Linked DNA regions of Homo sapiens: region 1 is linked to region 2. The links are chromatin contacts, found by Hi-C or POLR2A ChIA-PET in ENCODE. All regions are on one chromosome and are shown on one strand. The core of a region is the stretch at or near the end of the contact, and the rest is flanking DNA. Distances in the headings are between cores, read along the strand shown.

Region 1 (5,479 bases), core at 673-3,172, 490 kb after region 2:
ACTTCCTATATGCATGGAAAAAAATGAAAGGACCAATATGAACCCAAGGCTCAAAACTGAAAATCTGCTACAATGTAGAGGGGTAACTAATATCTTGTAATGCGGCTGGTAACAAAATCTAGTCCCATGTTTCTACAACATGTAAATAAAGCATCTGAGTGTCTTCAAACAATAACCAGTCGATTTATTAACTTCAATGTGTGCAAAGCTCACAACATTCTTGAACCTCAGGCTGTCAGTAAATCGGACATCCACACATCCAACCTCATCGGACTGGGGAGAGAACAGAAAAACTCAAAACAACATTCCTATTAAGTTCATAGTGATTATCTAGCTTAAACTTTTCAGCCCAGGCAGGATTTATAGGGTTCTCCGTTTGTGTTTATAAATTAGGAGAAATTCACTAAATTAGGCAAAACCACAAAAAAAAATCATTTTCCATTTCACACAAAACTTTATCTGCACAAATATAACAAGATTTTGAGAACTTTGTTAATAAGAGTCTTAACATTTTGGATTTGAGACTTCTGTAACTACTGTAAAAAAAAAAAAAAACCATGTAGAAGTAAATGTCACTTACAGCTGTATAATGAACCCTTCGGAGTTTTCAAAATCAAACGACTGAGGTAAAAATGATTATCTACAAGGCACAGACAAAACAACAACAACAACAAAAAACCACGGGCCCGTCATCTACAACCACCACCAAATCTTCAATATTTCCTTAGGTGTCGTATGTGTGTAGTTGAGTAACTGTCGTCTCTCCATTTCTCAGGTCACGGTGTGAACTACCTGGGTTTCTGTCCACTAACTGCGGGCTATCTCAGTGGTCAGTTCATTCTTTTTACCACAGGGTGGGGGAAGGGAGAGCCAAAAGTTATTTCCCTTTACTGTTTCTAGCTGTCTCGTGTGGGAAAAAAAGGTTGAAATTCAACTACAATATTTCACTCATCTAATCCCTCGAACAAACTGTATAAGTAGACCTCAGGGTCATAAATGAGTTACTGGCCCTGGGCTGACTTGAGCTCGAAAAGACAGGCGAGTCTCAAGGCTTTCCATATGGATAAGCTACAAGGCTCAATTCCCAACTTCCCGGTCTCATTCCTGCGAGAGGCTCCGGACCGCGAAGCTTGCACGTGGGCCGACCCGGCCGATGCTGTCACCTTTCGTCGCCAGCCGGCGGGTGGGATCCACGCCGGAGAGCAGACTCTCAACCGGCGAGGGAGTCCGGGAGGCCACGCTGCCAGTCTTCGGCCCACACATGGCCGGCAAGCGGAGGGGAAGAGAGCACCGCCAGGCCCTATGCTCGCGCCTGGACCCACGGCCCGCAGGCCCCGGCAGCGACCCGGGGCCCAGAGTCGGCCGGCAACAGCGCCAGCCCGCTTCCGCGCTGCCCGGCGCCCTAGCCCGCACCCACCTTGACGTCCTCGTCCTCGTCCTCGCCTTCCCAGCGGTCCCCGCCGGCAGTGCCGCCGCCCCCCACCTTCCGCACTGGGTCTTCCACGGAGAAAGCGTCGGCGTCTACGGAAGAAAGCGAGCCGTGTTAGTGCCTGCCACTGCGTGGGGCCGGCGCCGGCCCGGGCCCTGCCCCAGCAACTTCTCCTCACCCCAGGAGTCCGAGTCCCCCGCCGCCGCCGCCGCCGCCGCCATCTCGAGCCGGGTGTGAGCGTGTGTGAGAGGGAGAGCTAGCGAGGAGTTAGCACGGCGGAGGTGAGTCACTGGGTTTGCTCTCGTTGACCGGCGCGGAGCAGGATGGGACCGTGGCTGACTGTGCGCCGAGCCGAGGCCACGCCCCCTCAGGCGGCGGCGGCGACGCGCGCGGGTAAGAAGTGGGCGGGGAACGCGGTCGGTGGCGCTGCGGGGCTGAGGGAGAGGCGGAGGGGGGGGCGGAGGGGGGCGGAGGGAGGGGCGGAAAGAGCAGAGGGAGGGGCACAGGGGGCTGAGGAGTGCTGGGTCGGGCTTCCAGCTCCCTACAACGCAGACCAGTACTGGAGTTCGTGGTGCTGGAAGACCGCCGCCCGACTCTGGGCCCCGGGTAGGAAACGTAAGTGCCAGGAAGTTAGCAGAGTGGTTCTTTGGCTGGCGCCTGAACCTCGCCAGTCTTCGTCGCCCCTCCCCTGCCAACGCCTACCCCGCTTCGACCGGAGGGTGCGCTGTCCCTCTGGTCACTGTGATCACCGTCCATGGCCGCCTGCGGATACCCACGCCGTGCTCAGAAGAGGGCTCTGAGGCCACGCCCGCCTGTGGGGTCGGTGGCCGGGCTTCCGGGACCCCAGAGGGAGTCGTCGCGCGCTAGGTGGAGGGGACCCCTCTGGAATCCGGCGATCCCCGGGCGCAGATGCAGGAGCGGGTGGGGAGAGCCGCGTTCCTGGCATGTTTGCCTCGAGTTAGTCACGAAGGAATCGAAGAGAGCCTTAGTCTTCGAGGCTTTTCCCTTCCTGTGAGCCCCTTTGAGGCCAGCACATTGATTTTTTTTTCTTTCGCAGAACAATTTCGGACCTCCTGGGGTCTATGCTAGGTATGAGGTGTATCTTTGCCCTCCATCAAGTAGCAAAGATGGACATGTAAACAAATTTCGACACTGTGATGACTGCCACAAAAAGCAGCATTATGAGGTTGAATGTAAAAGGATAACCTTAGCGGCGGCGGGGGCCGGAGGATGAAGGAAGGCTTCCTGAGGTAGGCGCTGGTTGAAACTGAAGTTGGAGAGAGCAAGTGGCATTTGCTGAAGTGCATTTCCGGTAGAAAACTCCAGTGGTCCCTCACCTGACTGAGTGGCGCAGTCAGAGATAAATGGAACAGGTACACTGACCAGAAAGGGCAAGATGGGCTAAACTTCGCCGTTGGGCCACTGGGCTCCCCCGCAGGATTTTAAAGAGCTAGCCAGTAGATGGATTTTGTTTTTGTTATTTTCGCAATTTATTTTCAAATATGTAATACGCGAACTTGGTACAACATTCATGTGATAAAAAGGTAGATACGTGGGCAGGACGCGGTGGCTCACGCCTGTAATCCCAGCATTTTGGGAGGCCGAGATGGGCGGATCATTTGCTGTCAGGAGTTCGAGACCAGCCTGGCCAACATGGTAAAACCCCACCTCTACTAAAAATACAAAAATCACCTGGGCGTGGTGGCGGGCGCCTGTAATCCCCACTACTAGGGAGGCTGAGGCAGGAGAATCGCTTGAACCCGGGAGGCGGAGGTTGCAACAGTGAGCCGAGATCGCGCCACGGCTCTCCAGCCTGGGCGACAGTTAGACCCGTCTCAAAAAAAAAAAAAAAACAAAAAAGGTAGATACAACGATCAGCTGCTCCGCTCCGTTCTTTCTAGTGGTAACCATTGTTCCCCCTTTCTGGTGTTATCTTTTCAGAGTCTACAAATAAACATTTTATAAAGATGATCCTTCAATACATATTCTACAGCCCAGTTAAAATGTGAGAGGCCATGATCTACAGACAGCCATTTATAAAGGTGGATCAGGGCCGGACACGGTGGCTCAACGTCTGTAATCCCGGCACTGTGGGAGGCCAAAGCGGGAGGATCGCTTGAGCCCAGGAGTTCGAGACCAACCTGGCCAACATGGTGAGACCCCATCTTTACAAAAAAATATATATATCCAGGCATAGTGGTGTGCACCTGTGGTCCTGTGGTCCCAGCTACTCAGGAAGCTGAGGCAGTTGAGGCTGCAGTGAGCCACGTTCTGGCCACTACACTCCAGCCTGGGCATCAAAGTGACAAGACCAAAAAAAAAAAAAAATGTGGATTGGAAGGAGGCAAGAAAGAAGTCAGGAAAAGGGTGGAATGTAAGTCCCTAAGGACACAATCTTACTCACAATTGTATCTCCAACATTTGGCATAATGCCTAATACGTAAGTATTTTATGAATTAATTAAACGAGAACACAAGCCTAAATTAAGGCAATGGCAATGGAGAAGAAGAAACCAACTTGAGAAATATTTAAAGGTCATTGTCAATGGAACTTAGTGACTTTAATGGTTAATTTTATCTATCAACTTGGCTAGGCGATGCTACCCATGTTACTCAGTTTTTGGTCAAACACTAGTCTAGTTGTTGCTATGAATTGTATTTGTTAGATGTGATTAACATTTAAATCAGCAGACTTTGATTAAAGTACATTACCCTCTATAATGAGGGTGGGCCGCATCCGGTCAGTTCAAATTAAAACGAGACCCTTAAGAAGAAGCAATTCAGCCTCCAGACTGCAGCGTCAAATCTCCCTGGGTCTCCAGGCTGTTTGTCTGCCCTGCAGATTTCAGACTTGCCAGCTCCCAGAATAATGTGAGCCAATTCCTTAAAATAAATCTCTTTCTGCATATACACATCCTATTGATTCTGTTTCTCTGGAGAACCCGTACTAATATAGTGTCTGACTAGATATGAAGGAGGAGGGGAAGGGAGAAATAGATAGACGATGCCTTTGGATATTGAGTGACACTTATCTAGTTGCTTAAGTCAAAAACCTGAAAACTGGTTAGGCACGCCTATTACGGGCTCACGCCTGTAATCCCAGCACTTAGGGAGGCTGAGGCAGGCAGATCATTTGAAGTAATTCAAGACCAGCCTGGCCAACATGATGAAACCCCAAGACCACTAAAAATACAAAAATTAGCCGGGCGTGGTGGCACATGCCTGTAACCCCAGCTCCTCAGGAGGCTAAAGCAGGAAAATTGCTTGAACCCAGGAAACAGAGGTTGCAGTGAGCCGAGATTGTGCTACTCCACTCCAGCCTGGGAGAGACTCCATCTGAAAACAAACAACAAAAAAAAATGCTGGGCACAGTGGCTCACGCCTGTAATCCCAGCACTTTAGGAGGCTGAGGCGGGCGGATCACCTGAGGTCAGGAGTTCAAGACCAGCCTGGCCAATGTGGCAAACCCCATCTCTACTAAAAATAAAAAAAAAATTAGCTGGGCATGTTGGCGGGCACCGTAATACCAGCTACTCGGGAAGATGAGGCAGGAGAATCACTTGAACCGGGAGGCAGAAGTTGCAGTGAGCTAAGATCGCGCCATTGCACTTTAGCCTGGGCGACGAGCGAAACTCCCTCTCAAAAAAAAAGAAGAAGGCTGGGCGCGGTGGCTCATGCCTGTAATCCCAGCACTTTGGGAGGCCGAGGTGGGTGGATCACTTGAGGTCAGTAGTTCGAGACTAGCCTGGACATGGTGAAACCTGTCTCTACTAAAAATACAAAAATTAGCCAGGTATAGTGGCTCATGCCTATAATTCCAGCTACTTGGGAGGTTGAGGCAGGACAATGGTTTGAACCCAGGAGGCAGAGGTTGTAGTGAGCTGAGATTGTGCCACTGCACTCCAGCCTGGATGACACTCTATCAAAAAAAAAAAAAAGAAAAGAAAAAAAAAAAAAAACTGGGGCATGTGGGTTGAAGGTGCTATGGAAAAATTCATGGGCTATGTGTATGCAGCATTGTTTTCAAAGCAGAAATTGAGAATTTATTTAT
Region 2 (5,023 bases), core at 668-3,167:
AGAGTGGGTTCTAATGCAAAGCTGATGAGATCAAGGTTAGTTCGCTGCTGCTCTAATCTTCAAAGCTTTGTCTACGGAACCATAGTAGAGGTAGTCTGCCTGAGCAGTGGAAGACCATGAGTTTGAGGTAAGATGAAGGAGAACTTAACTGTGTTTCTGCACCTTAGGTGCATGACTTTTAAGCAGGCTCTGAGCAGATAGAGGGCCAAGGGCCCCTCCCTGTGGCGTCTTTTCTCTCTGAGGCCTCCATCAAAGCCCTCGGGCTCTGTCATAATTGTTGACTTTATCTGTCTGCCTCCCTCAGTAAACTTGGGAGCAGGGGCTGTGTCCTCCTTTCTGGGCCCTCAGCCCAGTGCCTGGCACATGGCAGGCACCCTTTCATGAGTGAATGTTTGTGGAATGAAGTACTGAGTTGGAAATCACTCTGCAAGCTGGGTAGAGCTGGACCACTTTCCCTTACTCATAATACCATCTGGCATTTGCAACAGTAAACACTAACAGCCTCACTTTAATTCAGGACCTTGGGTGGAGGCTCCAAAGAGTGGAATGAGCACTAGAATGGGGAGTCTGAACATCTGAGTCCTTGTCGTGGCTCTGTTAACTAACAAAACCTATCACCTTGGGTATGGTACTTTCTTCAACTGAGGAGATGGAGAGTCAGCTGGGACAAGGGTTCTATAGAGGGGCTTAGAGCGGCTTAAAGGGAGTCCTTGAGCAGTCTGAAATTGTTGCCAAACTCAGTCTATTTGCATTCTGTGGAGGGGACACCACAGATTCTTAAATAGTCAAGAACTGCTAACCTGGATAAGCTTCTGAATTACTGCAGTTTACATACTGACGCATGTACTTTGAGGGAAAAGAGGTACAGGGGAGCAGCAGAGATGGCTGGCACTCATCCCACATACCCACTGCCATCCCAGGCCCATCTGAGAGGGACTTTGTCAAGGGAGGCTTGGCATGACTAGGCTGCTGACTCAGCCACTTCCTAAACTTTGGTGCCACAAGCCAGGGAGCAAAAGGCAGGGTCTAAGGCAGAGGACACACATACAGAATGCTCCTAAAGGGACAGAGGCACGGGATTGGAAAGAAAAACTGCTGGAAAGTGAACCAGACAGGGTCTTAGGGAGAGAAGGATCCTTACAGACAAGGGAGCTATCAAGATCCACAAGTCTGGCACAGGCAAGGGGAACAGCAGGGGTTCTGGAGATGGAGGCCTAGACTGGAAGGAAAGGAGAAGGAGCTGGCACTTCCTGAGCACGTACTAAGTGCTGAGTACTCTTGTGATCATCATAATCCTGCAAGGGAGGTTTATCAGTCCCAAGCAAGGGAGTTAAATACAAGTTCTGCTGTTTCTAAGTGTCCTCTGGCCCCCCTTTCTCTGCTCTGCACGGTCTGCCCCGATAATTCAGACAGCCTTAGCATTTCCTTTGGAAAGGTCAATGACAAGAGGCTGGACTATGAATCTGCAGCTGGCAAAGGAGAGAGAAAGCTTCATTCAAACAGTTTGCAACCGTCCTGGGCACCGGCCACGTGCCAGCCACGGGGCTAGGTTCCGGGAGGCACACGACTAGATCCCTGCCCTTCGCAACAGCCACTACCTGCTGCCCCCACACCCCGAGGGGAACCAGCTGGGATCTGGGCAGCCAGGGCGCTTAAGGTGCGGGGCCGGCGCCAGGCTGGAAGTGGGAAGCCAGGACTATGGCTGGGCTCAGAGGAGAGTGAGGCAGGATCGGTATGCTTCCCACCCTCCTTCCCAGCTTACCAGGCGCAAGTCCCCCGGTCCGTGCACCACCAGGGAAAGGTTGTTGGGCTTGGCCGCCGCCGCCATGGAGCTCTTTTGGCTCTGGAGTGCGGCCTGGAAGGCGCGGGACGTTTGGTCGCTCTGGTGGCGCTACCCAGCCGAGGGTCCAGGGCACTGGATGGAAGGTGGGGCCTGGGAGAAGCGCCGCACGCAGGGGCGGGACTAGGCTTCCTCCTTTGTGCCAGCCTGGGCGGCGCTAGCGTGGAGGGGCGGGGCTTCCCAGCCTCCTCCAGACCCGGAGGCGGGGCGGGGCTTCGGGAGGGGGCTGGGAGCGAGAAGCCCGGGTGCTGGCTCCATCTGCAGCGCGCTGTTTTTTTTGTTTGTTTGTTTGTTTGTCGCCGAGGCTGGAGTACAGTGGTGCGATCCCGGCTCACTGCAAGCTCTGCCTCCCGGGTTCAAGCCATTCTCCTGCCTCAGCCTCCCGAATAGCTGGGACTACAGGCGCCCACCACCACGTATTTTTGTTTAGTAGAGACGGGGTTTCACCGTGTTAGCCAGGATGGTCTCGATATCCTGACCTCGTGATCCACCCGCCTCCGCCTCCCAAAGTGCTGGGATTACAGGCGTGAGCCACCGCGCCGGCCCTGCAGCGCGCTGTTTTTGCCGCCTCACATGCAAGCACACACGGCTGCCTTGAAAACCGCCTGCAGAGGCAGTAGGCACCAGACCAGCGCTCTCAAACGTTAGCTGCAGAAGAATTGGGGTGGGGAATGTGAGGCGCTGTTGAGAATGCACATTCTCAGGACCAGCACAGAGATTCTGATACAGTAGGTCTAGGTCTGAGGTGCTGCCTGAGGGTCCATATTCCTAGCAACGAGAATGCTGAGGCTGTGGGTGGAGCACGGTGTGCACTTTGCGAGACAGGTGCTACCATGACGCAGCGTCCACGTCGGCCCTTTGTCTCCAGCCCCCAGGAAAGGGCCTGGCACGAGTAGGAGTAAATGAATTCGTGCATCATTACATGGGCCTGGTGCTTAAGTATAAAAAAGACATGAGGCCGGGCGCAGTGGCTCTTGCCTGTAATCCCAGCACTTTGGGAAGCCGAGGCAGGTGGATCACCTGAGGTCAGGAGTTCGAGACCAGCCTGACCAATATGGTGAAAACCCCGTCTCTACTAAAAATACAAAAATTAGCCGGGCATGGTGGCATGCGCCTTAATCTCAGCTACTCGGGAGGCTGAGACAGGAGAATAGCTTGAACCTGGGAAGCAGAGGTTGCAGTGAGCTGAGATCATGCCATTCAACACCAGCCTGGGCAACAAGAGTGAAAATCTGTCTTTAAAAAAAAAAAAGCCATGAAATGGAATTTGTGAACCTCTTTCTCTCAACTGGATCTGCTGCTTCTATTCAAAGCAGAGTTTCTGCCCAAACTCTTCCTTCAAGCCTCTCAGCCCTCTGAGAAACAGTGAGGTTTTACTCTCTGAGGAGAGAGGCGCTTCTAGATAGGCCTAAGTCTATAAGGCCCCTCCCTCCTTTGAGGATAATGCTCAGGATTTCATTCCCTTACAGTCCCCCCTCCCCAATATGTAACCGCCCAATGGATTCACCTTGCCTGCTGCCTAGACAAAACTAATTTATCAAGACAGGGGAACTGCAATAGGGAAAGAGTTCATGCAGAACCAGCTATGCAGGAGACTGGAATTTCATTATTGCTCAAATCCGGCTCCCCAAGCATTCGAGCATACGGGGACTCAGAGTTTTTAAGGATAGTTTGATGGGTGGGGAAAGGCCAGTGAGTCAGGAGTGCTGATTGTTTGGGTCAGAGATGAAATCATAGGGGATCTAAGCTGTCTTCTTGGACTGAGTCAGTTTCTGGGCGAGGGCCACAAGGTCAGATAAGTGAGTTTATCAATCTGGTTGGTGCTACGCCTTGAGGGACCGGTGCCAGTATAGGCTGTATTTGTTCCTTGCTGAGGGCCCTGGTTCCTCTGGCTAAGATTAGGCCTAGATATTTGACTTGTTGTAGGCAGAGCTGGGCTTTCAGTTTAGACACCTTGCCCGCTTGATTACCTAGAAAGTTCAAGAGATCTAGAGTAGCCTGCTGGCATGAGGCTTCCAAATTGGTAGCCAAAAGTAAATCATCCAGATTCCGTTCCAAGATGGCCAAATAGGAACAGCTCCGGTCTGCAGCTCCCAGTGTGATCGATGCAGAAGACGGTGATTTCTGCATTTCCAACTGAGGTACCTGGTTCATCTCATTGGGACTGGTTGGACAGTGGCTGCAGCCCATGGAGGGTGAGCCGAAGCAGGGAGGGGCATTGCCTCACCCGGGAAGCGCAAGCGGTTGGGGGATTTCCCTTTCCTAGCCAAGGAAAGCTGTGACAGACTGTACCTGGAAAATCAGGACACTCTCACCCAAATACTGCACTTTTCCAACGGTCTTAGCAAATGGCACACCAGGAGATTAAATCCTGTGCCTGGCTCAGTGGGTCCCACGCCCACAGAGCCTTGCTCACTACTAGCACAGCAGTCTGAGGCAGCAGCCTGGCAGGGGAGGGGCGTCCGCCATTGCTGAGGCTTGAGTAGGTAAACAAAGCAGCCGGGAAGGTTGAACTGGGCAGAGCCCACCGCAGCTCTGCAAGGTCTGCTGCCTCTGTAGACCTCACCTCTGGGGGCAGGGCATAGGTGAACAAAAGACAGCAGAAACTTCTGCAGACTTAAACGTCCCTGTCTGACAGCTCTGAAGAGAGCAGTGGCTCTCCCAGTACAGTGTTTGAGCTCTGAGAATGGACAGACTGCCTCCTCAAGTGGGTCCCTGGCCCCCATGTAGCCTAACTGGGAGACACTTCCCAGTAGGGGCCAACTGACACCTCATACAGGCGGGTGCCCCTGTGGGACGAAGCTTCCAGAGGAAGGATCAGGCAGCAACATTTGCTCTTCTGCAATATTTGCTGTTCTGCAGCCTCCACTGGTAATACTCAGGTAAACAGGGTTTGGAGTTGACCTCCCGCAAACTCCAACAGATCTGCAGCTGAGGGACCTGACTCTTAGAAGGAAAACTAGCAAATAGGAATAGCATCAACATCAACAAAAAGGACATCCACACCAAAACCCCATCTGTAGGTCACCAGCATCAAAGGTAGATAAAACCACGAAGATGGGGAGAAACCAGAGCAGAAAAACGGAAAATTCTAAAATCCAGAGTGCCTCTTCTCCTCCAAAAGATCACAGCTCCTCATCAGCAACGGACCAAAGGTGGACGGAGAATGACTTTGATGAGCTG

The links. A loop is a pair of places that touch in the nucleus more often than their neighbours do. ChIA-PET counts read pairs that join two places held with the same protein, here RNA polymerase II (POLR2A). Pooled maps may share reads with other maps.
Region 1: a loop to region 2 is called in a map of CD8-positive, alpha-beta T cell, with 23 times the contacts of the local background. The contact joins the promoter of EIF3J-DT here to the promoter of SORD in region 2. A Hi-C loop is called at or near these places in 1 of 168 maps with a recorded cell type or tissue (CD8-positive, alpha-beta T cell) and 7 of 50 pooled maps. POLR2A ChIA-PET finds 5 or more read pairs at or near these places in 1 of 52 experiments (WTC11).

What each region holds. Positions count from the first base shown.
Region 1 is chr15:44,533,366-44,538,844 of GRCh38, reverse strand. It overlaps EIF3J-DT (EIF3J divergent transcript), which reads left to right and starts at 1,922. Exons shown (of 2, transcript NR_034170.1): 1 at 1,922-2,802; 2 at 3,371-4,340. It overlaps EIF3J (eukaryotic translation initiation factor 3 subunit J), which reads right to left and starts at 1,698. Exons shown (of 8, transcript NM_003758.4): 1 at 1,608-1,698; 2 at 1,418-1,521. The coding sequence starts at 1,650. RefSeq lists silencers at 1,196-1,245, 1,266-1,575, 1,766-1,935 and enhancers at 2,106-2,555, 2,243-3,030.
Region 2 is chr15:45,020,089-45,025,111 of GRCh38, reverse strand. SORD (sorbitol dehydrogenase) reads right to left here and starts at 1,917. Exons shown (of 9, transcript NM_003104.6): 1 at 1,763-1,917. The coding sequence starts at 1,828. RefSeq lists an enhancer at 548-1,198 and a silencer at 1,968-2,137.